2 separate regions of the Homo sapiens genome follow, and region 2 is linked to region 1. Evidence: read pairs that join two places in POLR2A ChIA-PET (ENCODE). Cell type or tissue: A673. All regions are shown on one strand.

What was found. Peaks named below come from ENCODE experiments on the same cell type or tissue, not always from the same donor. Only the 100,000 strongest peaks of a DNase experiment are listed, where the experiment ranks them.
Region 2: POLR2A ChIA-PET joins it to region 1 with 10 read pairs; 2 of 35 experiments call an interaction of 5 or more read pairs at or near these places.

The regions. Positions count from the first base shown.
Region 1 is chr6:42,748,854-42,756,853 of GRCh38, reverse strand. It overlaps a transcript of BICRAL not described here and the pseudogene LOC124901226. Among named protein-coding and RNA genes, the nearest start is that of TBCC, 6.8 kb to the right of the region's middle. In A673, no CTCF peak of the experiment used is centred here; no DNase peak of the experiment used is centred here.
Region 2 is chr6:44,233,237-44,241,236 of GRCh38, reverse strand. SLC29A1 (solute carrier family 29 member 1 (Augustine blood group)) reads right to left here. Exons shown (of 13, transcript NM_001372327.1): 13 at 7,095-7,820. The coding sequence ends at 7,709. Among named protein-coding and RNA genes, the nearest start is that of HSP90AB1, 9.9 kb to the left of the region's middle. RefSeq lists a silencer at 3,005-3,344. In A673, CTCF peaks have their summits at 2,920, 3,133 (motif pointing right), 6,282 (motif pointing left) and 6,917 (motif pointing right); DNase peaks (open chromatin) are centred at 3,156, 3,566, 6,306 and 6,936; H3K4me3 peaks cover 674 bases; H3K27ac peaks cover 1,902 bases.

The DNA of each region.
Region 1 (8,000 bases):
AAGCATGTGCACATGGGGAGAAAAAGCCAGGTGCCCCAGCCCACAGCCAGCACCAAGGCCCCAGATGTGTGAGTGAAGCCATCTTGGAGGCTCCAGTACCAGTTGAACCCACAGAATTGTGAGAAATTATTGCTGTGTAAGCCAGTAAGCAGTAAGTTTTGGGGTGAGTTGTTACCCAACAATCAGTAACTCAGACTTACGTATAGAAAAAAAAAAAGATCTCTGGGGCAATAAAAACCTCATTTTGGGCCATCCTAAACATGAGGTGTTTGGGATAGTAGATAGTTACATGGAAACATCTAGAAAGCAGTTGGAAGATCAGGTCTGGGCTCAAGAGAGAGGCAGAGGGAGGAGCTGGGGATCTGAGAGTCAATCAGCACATGAACAGGACTTGGCACCCTGGGAGAAGGTAAGCTTGCCAAAGGAGGTGAGAGGAACAAGAAAAGAAATAGAATTCTGGCCTCACTTATATTTAAGGGATGGACACAGAGAAGTTTATCAGGGATGAATAAAGAACCAAGAAAGAACCAGGGAGATAAATTCCTGCTGTGAGAAGAAGGGGTAATCAAATACTTAGGGCTACAAAGAGCGATGCATTTGAAAATTAGGAAGGAATGGGAATAGGGCAATTTCCGTTTCAAATACAATGGCAGGGGCAGAAGTCGGATAAGTGGCTAAGGAGGGAATGACGATTGAGAAACTGGACACAGCAAATGTAGACTATTGTTTTAAAAGTCTATTGTTAGGGGAAGAAAGTTAGAACATCACTTGGGTGGATGATAGGACAAAAGGTAAATTGTTTTAAGTTGAGGAAACTTGCTTGCTGAGAGGAGATGCCAAAGAAAAGAGAGATTAAAAATCCTGAAGAAAGAGGTGACTGGGCCGGGCGCGGTGGCTCACGCCTGTAATCCTAACACTTTGGGAGGCCGAGATGGGTGGATTTCCTGAGCTCAGGAGTTCAAGACCAACCTGGGCAACACGGTGAAACCCCATCTCTACTAAAATACAAAAAAAAAATTAGCCGGGCGTGGCGGCGTGCGCCTGTAATCCCAGCTACTTGGGATGCTGAAGCAGGAGAATCGCTTGAACCCAGGAGGCGGAGGTTGCAGTGAGCTGAGATCACGCCATTGCACTCCAGCCTGGGCAACAGAGCAAGACTCCATCTCAAAAAAAAAAAAAAAAGAAAGAGGTGACTGGTGGCTCGAGGTCCCAGGCAATGGAAGGAAGAGGACAGAGAACCCTGGTGGGAGCTTTGCCCTGAGTGAGAAGGAGAGAGACAAAGAGGTGGGTCTTCACAGATAAGTTAGAAGTGAGAGGGGAGGCATGTGGAGGTCCTATCTGGCCACCTCTTTTCTGTGAAGAGTAGGTAAGGTCATCTGCTGACAGGCAGTGAGGGTCTTGGGGAGAATGGTGTTCACTTCTAAAGAGTTTTATAGGAAATGCATGAGGGGCTGCAGGAGTCAAGCCCAGACTCTTCAGAGACACCACCTTCCAGGGATACCCCAGCTCCTGAGGAGTAGGCTCTTCACATGAGCTTTTCCCCTCTGACCTGCCCCAAATCCCATTGTCTTCTCTTGAGCTGGTCTCCTGCTTAGATTGCCCCACCTGGGAAGCTCTCATTCATTCCCAACTTCATTCTCCAAGTATTTGCTCAACATCCACACCATACCCAGCCCCATTTCTCTGGACAACACTCTCCCTATTCCCCCAGGGTTTTCAAACCTTCTGCACACTTTCCAGACCCCCTACCTCCACCCTTTTCTCCTCATACTCAGCATGAGACCTCACTGTCTGCTTTATAGAGGACGCAGAAACTATCAGAGTCATCTACCAACTACCATACATTTTCCTGCACCTGTACTCCCCTTTTCCTTTTCTATAAAGAAATGCTGATGCGGCATTTTAAAATTGCAGTTTAACTTAGGGAGGTCTTGATCAGCTGTTTTTGCTTTTGTTTAGAGACAGGGTCTCGTTTTGTTGCCCAGGCTGAAGTGCAGTGGCACGATCATGGCTCACTGCAGCCCCAACTCCTGGGATCAAGCGAGCTTCCTACCTCAGCCTCCTGAATAGCTGCAACTATAGGTGCATGCCACCATGCCCAGACAATTTTTTAAAACATTTTTTTGTAGAGACAGGGTCTCACTATGTTGCCCAGGCTGGTCTCAAACTCTTAGCCTCAAGCAATCCTTTTGCCCCAGCCTTCCAAAGTGCTGGCATTACAGGCATGAACTGCCATGCCCAGCCTTGATCAGCACATTTTAAATGCAATAAATAGAATAGAAAATAGGGTCCACTGCACATAGTAAGAGTATTTATTGTTTCTTAAAACATCTGTTTCAATTATGACACATCTGTTACTATGAGTTGACGTCAAAAAGTCTATGTATGGCACGGTGGCTCACACCTGTAATCCCAGCACTTTGGGAGGCCGAGATGGGCGGATCACAAGGTCAGGAGATCCAGACCATCCTGACTAACACAGTGAAACCCCGTCTCTACTAAAAATACAAAAAAATTAGCCAGGCGTGGTGGCGGGCGCCTGTAGTCCCAGCTACTCGGGAGGCTGAGACAGGAGAATGGCATGAACTCGGGAGGTGGAGCTTGCAGTGAGCCCAGATTGTGCCACTACACTCCAGCCTGGGCAACAGAGCAAGACTCCGTCTCAAAAAAAAAAAAAAAGTTTCTGTATGTTAGCAAATTCTCATTAAAAACTTCAAACACGGCCTGTAATCCCAGCACTTTGGGAAGTGCTCATGCCTTCCCATGAAGTGTAGTGGCTCATGCCTGTAATCCCAGCACTTTGGGAAGTGCTCATGCCTTCCCATGAAGTGTAGTGGCTCATGCCTGTAATCCCAGCACTTTGGGAAGTGCTCATGCCTTCCCATGAAGTGTAGTGGCTCATGCCTGTAATCCCAGCACTTTGGGAAGTGCTCATGCCTTCTCATGAAGTGTAGGGGCTCGTGCCTGTAATCCCAGCACTTTGGGAAGCTGAGGCGGGCAGATCACCTAAGGTCAGGAGTTCAAGACCAGCCTGGCCAACATGGTGAAACCCCATCTCTACTAAAAATACAAAAATTAGCTGGGTGTGGTGGCGCACACCTGTAATCCCAGCTACTCAGGAGGCTGAGGAAGGAGAATCACTTGAACCCAGGAGGCGGGGGTTGCACTGAGCCAAGGTCGTGCCACCGCACTCCAGCCTTGGTGACAGAGTGAGACCCTGTCTGAAAAAAAACAAACAAGTTCAAACAACAGTGCAATAGAGAGGATGTCCCTCCTCCTATCTATAACTACTCCTTGCACCTGTGTTTTAAGTACCATTTCCTCCAGCTTTTCCAGGACCCTTACGTGCTTTATGTCTTCTCTCTTGTTAATTCCTACTCATGCTTTCCCGTTCAGCTCAACCCCCTCTGAAGCTTTCCATGACCATCCCAACAAGGCAACCCCCACCACTAGTGGGCTCCTTGTAACTCTTTCTTTTATAGCAATGATTGGCCAAGTGTAGTAGCTCATGCCTGTAATCCCAGCACTTTGGAAGGCCGAGGCAGGAGGATCCCTTGAAGCCAAGAGTTCAAGACCAGACTGGGCAACACAGCAAGACCCTGTCTCTACAAAAACATTTAAAAATCAGGCCAGGCATGGTGGCTCATGCCTGTAATCCTAGCACCTTGGGAGGGTGAGGTGGATGGATCACCTGAGGTCAGGAGTTCGAGACCAGCCTGGCCAACATGGTGAAACCAGTCTCTACTAAAAATACAAAAAATTAGCCAGGCATGGTGGCAAGTGCCTGTCGTCCCAGCTACTCGGCAGGCTGAGGCAGCAGAATCACTTGAACTTGGGAGGCGGAGGTTGCAGTGAGCCGAGATTGCACCACTGCACTCTAGCCTGGGTGACAGAGCAAAACTCCGTACCCCCCCAACCAAAAAAAAAAAAAAAAAAAAAAAGTCAGCTGGGGGCAGGGCACTGTGGCTCACACCTGTAATCCCAGCCCTTTGGGAAGCAGAGGCAGGTGGATCACCTAAGGTCAGGAGTTGGAGACTAGCTGGCCAACATGGCAAAACTCTGTTTCTACTAAAAATACAAAAATTAGCCACACATGGTGGTGTGTGCCTGTAATCCCAGCTACTAAGGAGGCTGGGGCAGGATAATTGCTTGAACCTGGGAGGTGGAGGCTGCAGTGAGTCAACATGGCGCCACTGCACTCCAGCCTGGGAAACAGTGAGACTCAATCTAAAAAAAAAAATTAGCTGGGCACGGTGGCATGCATCTGTAGTCCCAGCTACTCAGGAGGCTGAAATGGGAGAATTGCTTGAGCCCAGGAGTTTGAGGCTGCAGTGAGCTATAATTATGCCACTGCACTCCAGCTTGGGTGAGAGAGAGACCCAGTCTCAGCAAGCAAAGAACACATTTTACATGTTTTTGTGACTATTTGCCCAAATTAGGCCTTCTTAAGGAGGACAGGGACGATGTCTGTTTTTATCCACCTTGGCAGTCTTAGGGCCTCCCTGGCTCAGTGCTGGGCACAGTTAGTGCTTAATAAACAGATGTTTAGATAAATAAACACGTGCCAGCCTATGTGCTAGACGTTAAGTGTACAATGATGAAAAAAGTTTCAGAAGGTCAAGGGCGTTGAGGCAGAGGAGAGCGCCAGGGGCAAAGGCAGAAGGAAAAGGCTGCTCCTGTCCTGCTTCCCAACAACAGGACCTGCCTGCACAACTGTCACCTTTCACTGTCTTCCTGCCAGAAAGTAGCCAAGGTAGGAAGATTTGCCTAACATTTGATAATTTTGATGTGCACAGCTCTTTAATGAATGCTTTACATCCCATATATAGTCAAGACTTGCTGAAAGATGAATAGGTGATGCTTCTTTCTGGCATCAAACTACTAGAAAAAGGGGCTTGGCCGGGCGCGGTGACTCATGCCTGTAATCCCAGCACTTTGGGAAGCTGAGGCGGGCGGATCATCTGAGGTCAGGAGTTCAAGACCAGCCTGACCAACATGGAGAAACCCCGTCTCTACTAAAAATACAAAATTAGCCCGGCATGGTGGCGCATGCCTATAATCCCAGCCTCTTGGGAGGCTGAGGCAGGAAAATCGCTTGAACCCAGGAGGCGGGGGTTGCGGTGAGCCAAGATCATGCCACTGCACTCCAGCCTGGGCAACAAGGGCAAAACTCCGTCTCAAAAAAAAAAAAAAAAAAAAGAAAAGAAAGAAAAAGGGTCCTTTTATTTGCCTGGGTGTGGCTGGTATCTTCCACCAGTGCAGGGTCCCTGACAAACTCCAGAGAACACCGAAGGGCCTATTCCTTTATTGTTTACCATACCTAAAGACTGTTTTCCTTTGCTTAAATGCTTTCACTACTTACTTCTTGAGGCATGTAACTACAATCATGAGATTCCCTTTGTAACATTAAAAGATCAAATAAATACAACAGACGTTTAAAATTTAACAAATACTGTATAGAGATGCAACCAGCAAAATGCAGACTGTGGGAAACTCTACTGAACAAATGACCAAGCTGCTTCAACAAAACAATTTAGAGAAAAAGGAACCCACACAGTGAAAGTGATTTAAGGCTCTCCACCCAGGACACGGGTCCTCCCACGCCTGAGGCCAATGCTGCCAGGACCTTGGGGTTGGAGGGGGACTTGGCTGACCACATCTTTCAAATAAAGCTGTTTGTCTAACTAAAAAAAAAAAAAAGTGATTTAAGGGACACAATAACTAAATGCAGTGTATGGAACTTGTTTGGATCCTTATTCAAATAAAATAACTTTAAAAAAAGGAAACTGGGCAAGGGGAGGGGGAGCATTAGGACAAATACCTAATGCATACGGGGCTTAAAACCTAGATAACAGGTTGATAGGTGCAGCAAACCACCATGGCACATGTATACCGATGTAACAAAACTGCACATTCTGCACATGCATCCCAGAACTTAAAGTATTAAAAAAAAAAAAAAAAAAAAAAAAAAAAAAAGGCCGGGCGCGGTGGCTCACGCCTGTAATCCCAGCACTTTGGGAGGCTGAGGCAGGCGGATCATCTCAGGTCAGGAGTTCAAGACCAGCCTGGCCCAACATGGTGAAACCCCATCTGTACTAAAAATACAAAAAATTAGCCAGGCATGGTGGTGGGCACCTGTAATCCCAGCTACTCAGGAGGCTGAGGCATGAGAATCACTTGAACCCAGGAGGTGGAGGTTGCAGTAAGCCGAGATCGCGCCATTGCACTCCAGCCTGGGCGACAGAGCAAGACGTCGTCTTGAGAAAAAAGCAAACGTATATTATGGGATAATCAGATGTGAATATAGACTGGCAATCTGCTATTGAGAAAATATTTTCTATGCTTTTTTGGAGTGTGGTGACGGCAATGTGGCTGTCTTAAAAGGGAAGTGGCCAGGCGTGGGGGCTCACACCTGTAGTCCCAGCACTTCCAGGGGCCGAGGTGGGCAGATCACTTGAGCCCAAGAGTTTAAGACCAGCCTGGACAACACAGCAAAACCCTGTCTTTGCAAAAAAAAATACCAAATTTAGCTGGGAGTGGTGGTGCACACCTGTAGTGCCAGCTACTCAGGAGGCTAAGGTGGAAGGATCACTTCAGCCTGGGAGGTCAAGACTACAGTAAGCTGTGATTGCACCACTGCACTTTAGCCTAGGTGACAGAGTGAGACCCTGTCTCAATTTAAAAAAAAAGGGCCCAGGCACGGTGGCTCACACCTGTAATCCCAGAACCTTGGGAGGCAGAGGTGGGCAGAACATGAGGTCAGGAGTTCGAGACCAGCCTGGTCAACATAGTGAAACCCCGCCTCTACTAAAACTATATATATTAAAAAAAATTAGCCGGGCGTGGTGGTGGGCACCTGTAATCCTAGCTACTTGGGAGCCTGAGGCAGGAGAATCACTTGAACCTGGGAGGCAGAGGTTGCACAGAGCTGAGATCGTGCCACTGCACTCTGGCCTGGGCAACAGAGCGAGACTCTATCTCAAAAAAAAAAAAAAGGAACTCCCAATCTTTTAGAGGTATATAGTGAAATATTTATAGACAATAAAATATGAAATAATATAATATAAGGGATGGGCCAAAAAATAATCAGGGTGAGAGGTGGGGAAGTGACTAGGGCTTTACAGGAAACAAGATTCTCAGTTGGTAACTGTTTTTTAAAAAGTTATTATTATTTTTATTGATATATAATAATTGTACATATTTATGAGGTACATGTGATATTTTGATACATGCATATAATATGTAGTGGTCAAATTAGAATAATTGGGATATCTATTACTTCAAACATTTATCACTTCTTTGTGTTGGGAACATTTCAAATCCTTTCTTCTAGCTATTTTGAAATGTACAATACATTATTGTTAACTCGAATTAGGCTACTGTGCTATCTGACACTAGAACTTATTCCCTCTATCTAACTTGTGCCTTTGTGCCCTTTAACCAATCTCACTTCATCTCCCTCCACTTCCCAGCCTCTGGTAACTATCATTCTACACTCCAACTCCATATGATCAACTTTTTCAGTTCCCACATACGAGTGAGAACATGTGATATTTTTCTTTCTGTTCCTGGCTTATTTACTTAACATCAGTTGGCAGTTGTTGAAGCTGGGTGATGGGTATGTGAGTCCTTGGAACACTATTCTAATACCCTCTCCATGTTATATATGTTGGAAATTTTCAAAAAGTTAAAAGGGGGATCTAACAAATAGAACCATAAAGTATCTAAACTGTTGTTAAATAAACGGTAAAGTCCATAATACGTTAGAATTCTTTCATTTTTCAAGATGTCTACAAGAGAGCAGTACCTTGATTCACAAGCCCTTTGAGATATCATTGAAAGTAGGATGCAGAACTCAGAGCTGCTTGCCTTTTGCTACATTTCCCCCGTAATGCATTCCCCACTCTCCTTCCATCAAAACAGGCACTTACCTCTGACAAGCTGGGATATATTTCAAAGATGCATGCTGAATCCACTGCCCTCAAATGGCAGAGAGAGGA
Region 2 (8,000 bases), 1.5 Mb before region 1:
ATAAAGTATGTCTTCATTTCTAAAATTGTTTTTCATGTCTTATCTCTTTTTTCTTGTACAATTTCACCAAAGGTTTGCTTATCTTATATTTATATATTTGTTTTTGACTTCTTTAATTTCTGTTTATTTTATTTTATTTTTTTTTGAGACAGAGTCTCGCTCTGTCACCCAGGCTGGAGTGCAGTGATGCGATCTTGGCTCACTGCAACCTCCACCTCCTGGGTTCAAGTGATTCTCCTGCCTCAGCCTCCCTAGTAGCTGGGACAACAGGTGCGTGTGCACGCCACCACACCCTGCTAATTTTTTTGTATTTTTAGTAGAGACAGGGTTTCACCATGTTGGCCAGGGTGGTCTGGAACTCCTGACCTCAAGTGATCCGCCTGCCTCAGCCTCCCAAAGTGCTGGGATTATAAGTGTAAGCCACCGTGCCTTGCCTAGTTCTGTTGTTATTGTTCTATTTTCTTAACTTTAGTACTTAACACATTAGTTTCAGCCTTTCTGTTTTTCCAACATAAAGATTTAAGGCTACAAATTTCTCCTTGTGTACTATGTTTACTATATTCCACAAATTTCCATAGATTACAAATTTCAAATAATATTCAATATTTTATTACAATTCAATTTTAAGGATTTTCTGATTTCTTATGGTATCTTCTTTGACCAATTTAAAAGTGTTTTACATTTTCAATTATTTTTTATATACCCTTTAATTATGTTGTAGACATACAATGTGGTGTGTATGTTACTGGCTCTTTTGTATTTGAGACTTTTTTTTCTCTTTTTTTTTGAGACAGAGTCTCACTCTGTCGCCCAGGCTGGAGTGCAGTGGCATGCTGATGGCCCACTGCAGCCTCAACCTCCTGGGCTCAAGCGATCCTCCCACCTCAGTCTCCCAAGCAGCTGGAACTACAGGCATGTGCCACTAGGCCTGACTGATTTTTAAATTTTTTTTGTAGAGATGGGGTTTTGCCATGTTACCCAGACTGGTCTCAAATGCCTGGGCTCAAGTGATCTGCCAGCGTCGGCCTCCCAAAGTGCTGTGATGACAGGCATGAGCCACTGTGCCAGGCCTGTATTTGAGACTTCGTTTGAAACTTTAGAAGGTGGTTAATATCTCTAAAGGCTCCATATGTGCTTGAGGAAAAAAAAAAAAACCTAGTCGTTCGGTTAAATTTTTTTTTTTTTTTGAGACAGAGTTTCACTCTTGTTGCCCAGGCTGGAGTGCAATGGTGCAATCTCGGCTCACCGCAACCTCCACCTCCCGGGTTCAAATGATTCTCCTGCTTCAGCCTCCCAAGTAGCTGGGATTACAGGCATGTGCCACCACACCCAACTAATTTTGTATTTTTAGTAGAGACGGGGTTTCTCCATGTTGGTCAGGCTGGTCTCAAACTCCCGACCTCAGGTGATCTGTCCGCCTCGGCCTCCCAAAGTGCTGGGATTACAGGCGTGAGCCACTGTGCCCAGCCAGGTTAAATCTATTAAATCAAACCTGTTAATTGTGTTGTTCAAAACAAACACACAAAAAACTACTTGCATGCTTTTGTATTTGAGACTTTTTTCTCTCTTTTTTTGAGACAGTGTCTCACTCTGTCGCCCAGGCTGGAGTGCAGCCCTTTTTTCAAGAAAAATATAACCTACTTGAAGGCTGCACAGGACATAGCTTGGAGAAGAGAGAGGCTGAAGGCAGAGAGACCAGTCAGGGGTGGGGAAGAGGAGTATAAGCCTTATCTGAGGAAGAATGCTAGAACGTAGGGGCTTAAGGGGAAAGCAGGGATGGAGGACCACTCTAGGTTGGAGGTCAGCTTTAAGCATGTTGTAGGGCACCAAGGAAAGATATCTAGTAGGCAGAGGGGTATGTAGGAGAGGCCTGGGTTGCAGTCTTAGATCTACGCATGATGCTGATGGCTGAAGTCATGTGCAAGGACAAAAATCACTAGAGTGCAGTGAGAAAAGGGCCAGAAATTGTGGTCTGAGACACTCCTGAATTGTAAATCAGACATTCAGTAACCTGCTCTATTAATACACATATGACTATGTCTCACCTTTTTAAGGATTTATCAGTGGCCTAAGGGGTATGACTAAGTTCTACCTCGCGACCATTGTCAGCCTAGTCCAAAACGTCTATCCTCCTTCTGTCATCATGCCCACCAGGCATCCCTTTTTCTCTTGGGCATTGTTCAGTGTTCCAGGCCCCTTTTGACTAAGAAGGTAAAACTTAACCCCAACTCAGTTCATCCCAGAGCAGATTATAGCCAGTGGAAAGTGCAGGGGGCAGGTGGCACTACAAACAACCCTGATCTACTTGACTGTTTTGCCTGCCACCTGGCCTGTCCCAGGATGAAGTCATTCCTTTTCAGCATGCAGGTTTCAATGGGCTGGATTTCTGGGCCATTCACTGGCCTCACTTCCACCCCACGCAGATGATGGAACGGTAGGACTGTGATAGTGCTGCTGGGTGGAGAGGAGATCACACCCAGGAGGGGCCGAGGTTAGACATCAGGAAGGACTTTGCTGGTTTCACCTGGGCAAGATTATATGAGAGGTCAATGTCCCAGGAGGCTTGGGATCCCTGAGGATGTGAAAAGAGAAGACAAGAGTTGTGTCCAAAATAGGGGAGGAAGGTGGAACACATTTGCATTATGGTGCCACACCACATGATGCCTTGTATTTTTCCGTTCCCTTCACTGACTGGGAACTCTCATAGGGAGCGGAGGGAGAGAGAGAAGAGAGAGAAATATAATTATATTTACCTAGTGCTTTGCAGCTTACAGAATGTTTTTCCATCCTTTAACCTTTCAGATTCAATTTTGTGGAGTAAAATGAGCATAGCAATAGTCATCACTTTACAGGGTTATTGGGAAATCAGATAAGGCCATGTAAGACACTGAGTACAGGGGTGGCTGGACCAAGTAGCGTTGTTATTCACTATCTCAGTGAATAACAAGTTTCACGACCCACGCGGTTGTCAGGGCAAGTGTGACTATCCCTGCCTTACAGATGAGTGGCGCCGCGACGGAACAAGCCTGGCTCAAGGTCACCCGGACACGGGGCAGTGGCGTGGGTCTGTCTGACACGCAGTCTGGTCACCCACCCGCCAGGACGCAGAAGCGCAGAGCAGTGGGGCCTGACGCCCGCCAGGGGGCGCGCGGGCCGGGTGACATCACCCCCTCCGCTCCTCGCGGCGGGATGGGGCAGGGGCCTGGTCCCCGTCGCACCTCTCGCCGCCCCCAGCCCCACGGTTCTCGGCTGTCCGCGAGGCTTAGGGACCCGCGTGGTGGTTCACGCTGGAAATATCTGGAGTAGGGGAAGTGAGGCTTTGGTCTCGAAGCTTCCGGGGACTGGAGAGGCGGGGGAGGGGAATGAACGCAGGTGGGAAGGAGCCTGGAATAGGCTAGGTGGGGGAACGTGGGGTGCGGGGAGGGCCATCCTGAGGCTCATCCTGGTAACTGATAGCGCCACGTAGCTCTGGGGACCTCACCTCCTGCATCCATGCTCTCCCGCACTTAATTTCCTTAAGTCAACACATATGTCATCCCCTGGTAAGGACGAGGAGGCGGGCCTAGGGGAGGAGTGACTAATCCGGGATCACAGCTGGTACAGGGCAAGCCCAGGAGAGAGGACGGAGGCCTTCGTGGGGCCCTGCTGACTCACATTTAGCGGTCACCCTGCAGTCTGTTGCCAGAATGCCAACTTGCTCACTTCCAGCGAGCACCAGGACTGCCAAGGCTGCAGAGGGCTCCGAGTGGGCACGTCCTCTCCCCGAGAGCATCTACACAGGAAGCCAGGTCATACCGAGATGGGCTGGAGGGGTCCAGCCCGGACATAAGGCCATTGATGAGGTTGGGGCCAGAGGGAGTTGGGCGCTGCCCATTTCCACCCTCAGTGCCAACCTGCCCCAGGAAACAGTTGGTCCCCAAGGGTTTGGGGGGACACTGCCAACCTGACCTCTGAGTCAGATCTGCTGGCTGACCTGGGGACTGCCACTCTTCCTGTGTGTGAAGACTTGGCTTCCAGGCAGGGCTTGCTGGACAAACAGGCTATTTCCTTAAGGTGGCTGCATTTTTCTGTTTACAACCATTTTGAATCACTGTCATAGTTTAACTCTAGTTAAACTTTAATTGGCGGCCAGGCGCGGTCATGCCTGTAATCTCAGCACTTTGGGAGGCAGAGGCGGGCGGATCATGAGGTCAGGAGTTCGAGACCAGCCTGGCCAACGTGGTGAAACCCCGTCTGTATTAAAAATACAAAAAATAGTCAGGTGTGGTGGTGCACGTCTGTAATCCCAGCTACTCAGGAGGTGGAGGCTGCAGTAGATCTTGGTGGGGCCAAAAAAAAAAAAACTTTGGCCAGGCATGATGTCTCACGCCTGTAATCCCAGCACTTTCGGAGGCCAAGGCAGGAGGATCACCTGAGGTCGGCAGTTTGAGACAAGCCTGACCAACATGGTAAAACCCCATCTCTACTAAAAATACAAAATTAGCCGGGCATGGTGACGCATGCCTGTAATCCCAGCTACTTGGGAGGCTGAGGCAGGAGAATTGCTTGAACCCAGGAGGCAGAGGTTGTGGTGAGCTGAGATCGTGCCATTGCACTCCAGTCTGGGCAACAAGAGCGAAACTCCGTCCCACCCCCAACCGCCAAAAAAAAAAAAAAAAAAAAACTTTTGGGTTCTCCTATCACACGCTCTCTGAGCCCTGGCTTTATATTGCCTCCACCATGGTCTTTCCATATTCATCTCAAAGAATAGATATACAGATACATTCTGACTCAAAGATTATACCTGAGGCTTCATTTCTATTTTCCAGGATGGCTAATTTACTACGGCTCTTAGCTTTTCAACTCTTTAAAGCCCCAACATTTCATCATAAAACATTAAACAAGAGGGACATTCCTGTGTTGCAATGGCAGCCACTCCAGGGACAGCAGCTGAATATTGACTGTTTTGAGCAGAAATGTGACACGGAAGGTGATGACCAGCAGCAAGTGAGGGCAGCCAGGGATACCTGGAGGATTTTCATGCTCAGACCTCTCTACCTTACAGGCAGCAAGGTGCTAGCAGGAAAGTGGAGGATCCAGAGGAGGCCCCTGCTCCCCAAAGGGCAGGGGCCTGCGAGCGCCCACTTGGGGTCGGGAGCCATCCCTGCAGCTGGGTGGGCAGGAGACCTTAGGAGCTGCTTTTCCTAACCTCCTCACCCCTTCCAGGTTTACCTGTGAAAACACTGAGGTCAGGAGAATGAAGAGACTGACATTTTTTAGCATTTGTGTTTTAAAATTTTGGGGAGAAAATATTCTAGTAATTTCCTTCAACATCAATTTAAGTACAGGAAGGGAGAAAGGAACGGTATCCTTAATAGTTTTTCCTCTCAAATTAGTGCTGGGGTTGAGAGGAACCTACTTAACATCCCCATCTCTATCCCAGGGTCACAAGCAAGGCGTGCTACCACACGGCTGGAGTGGGGCATGTGAAGACTGTAGAGATGAATTCCGCCTTGGGATAAGCATGTGCTGTCAAGCCAATATTTTCCAAGTACCTCTGGGAGGCAGGTATGACATAGCTTGAAAAGCCAAAACAGGAGTAAAAAGTACACCTTAACCTAAAAAACATGACAGCGTGGTAGCTGGAGTAAGATAAGAACATGATAGAAAAGTCACAAAATTATGAAAGCTCTGAGGTGCAAAGAAATTGCACAAACTGGCTGTTGGTGGTGGAGGATCAGAAAACGCTCAGGACACAGGCGCATGCTCCAGAGAACAAGCAGCGCCTGCTAGATTCACTTTCAGATTATTCTTGTGGCCATGTGTGGGATGGACTGGAAGAGACCTGGAAGCCCCAGTGGGCCAGGCAGGAGGTGGTAAAGCAACCTCAGGAAGAAATACAGAATCCTGAGGCACTGCTGGTGCTGAGGAAGGAAACCAATAGGGTTCTTTGGGGTTGGGTACAACGGAGGACTGAGGACGAGAAAGAGCTCAGGTTTGTATGTTCAGCTTGACTCACTGCCAAACAGCACTGCAGACTGGGGGAAGGATACTCAGGGAACCCCTCAGCTTTTGAGCCTGATCCAAAAGGAATACCTTGTTTTCCAGCACCGCAGATAAATACTCTGGTCTGACAAATGATTAATAGCACATGAACTTCAGTTCCCAGTGCCCTGGTATACTTAGCTACCCCATTAGGGCTTCAGAGCTCATCAAAGAGCCTTAAAAATGCGCTAACAGCCCTTAATGAGGCCTGAAGTTCTCAATTAAATTAAACTCCAGTGAGAAAGGAAGCGCTGACAAAGGTGCCAACTCTGTAGCCATCTGCTGGCCAGGGCTGAGTGAGCAGCCTGCGCTGAGAATTCAGGAATGTCTTCTGCTTTCTGGGAGGAGTCTGAGACTTGTGGGAGGGTAAGGAATGCAGATTGCAGGGGTGCTGCACTGTGGCCAGAGCTCTGGTCTCACTTCCAGTCAGGTCATTCTTGAGATGGGGGTCCCAGTGGTAGGGCCTTCTCCACTGAGACACTCATAGTTCCATAACAACCCACCCCTCCCTAGGCCAGAGTTTGTGTTGAGAAGGGAAGGGTTGGTTTCACTGTGCAGACACACAGGGCCCTTGTTCCCCAGGAAGTCTGGCAGGCTGAGCTTTGGTGTTAAGGCTGGGTGCCAGGTAGGGGAGAACCCTCAGGCCTCGGCCTCTTCCTGCCTGGTGGTATGGGAGTATGGCCAGGAGCTGGCCAGTTTTGCAGAGTTCATTGCTGGGGCTGGGGACAGAGTGGAGGGGCTGGCAGTGAAGACAAAGGAAAGATGGGGAGCTATCTCCATCCTCTGTCCTATGAAAGAAAGAATGAAGCAGCAAAGAAAAACCCGTTCTTAGTCTTGGCTAACAGTCTTGGTGTTCTGGTTCCAGGCCTGTCCCTCCCCTGTGGCCCCAGCAGGGGGCATTGCAGCCCCTCTGAGGCCAAGAGGACTACTCCCCCCTCCTCCCCCTTGGACCCAGGTCCAGTCCTGGCCAGGGCCCAGCTGGGTCATGCTCATCTCCCAGACTCAGGCTGCCAGCCCTCTACCCACTCCAGGGCATGAAGCCACGGCTGGAGGACACAGGGAGCCATGGAGAAAAAAACAAGAAAGGTTTATTTAAATCAGAGAGCCTCTGAAGGCACCTGGTTTCTGTCAAATATATTTTTAAAAAAGGCAGTAACGTGGCAACTGTACAGGGTGCATGATGGGTAAGAACTGGGCATGGGGAGTTGGGAGGGGGACATGGAGAGAACACAGAGGAGGAGGCGCAGGGGAGAATGGAGTATATCAGGTCAAACCATACAACGGTCAGACCCAGCTCCTAGCCACCCCAGGACAGGCAGACAGTCTGACAGACACGGACGCAGACACACAGACACATACACAGAGACACACGTGTTCTCCAAGCCCAAGAGCCTCCACTGGCCTGCACAAGCAGGGATCAGTCAGAGCCAAGAGTGGAGAAACTCAAGCAAATGCCGAGGCTACACCCCGTCCCTCGACTCTGAGCCCCAAACCCACAATGTCCCCACTGTCCGTCCAGAGGCTCCCTCCCCAGGGCCTGGAGATCCGGGCCCAGCACACGCCGTGGAAAGCAGAAGTCAGTTAGAAGAAAAAACCGCCAGACCACTCAGGATCACCCCTGGCAGAAGGAAGGGGCAGGAGGCAGACAGGGAGGGAGGCAGGCAGTCCTTCTGTCCATCCTTTGTCACACAATTGCCCGGAACAGGAAGGAGAAAACAGCCCCCAGTGCCAGACCCAGACACAGGAAGAAGGCCATGATGGCTCCTGCGGTCTCTGCCTCAGCTGGCTTCACTTTCCTAAGCGGGGAAGGAAGGGCAAGGCTACCTCAGAATGGCTGTACCCCAGCCCAGAGCCTCTGGGTGGAAGGAGGGGTGGGGTGGAGCAACTTGACTGTCGAACCTCATTCTGTTGATCAACCCATCCTGGCTGCCTAACCCCAACCTGGCTTCTCCTCCTTGAGGGAACGTGTATGGTGG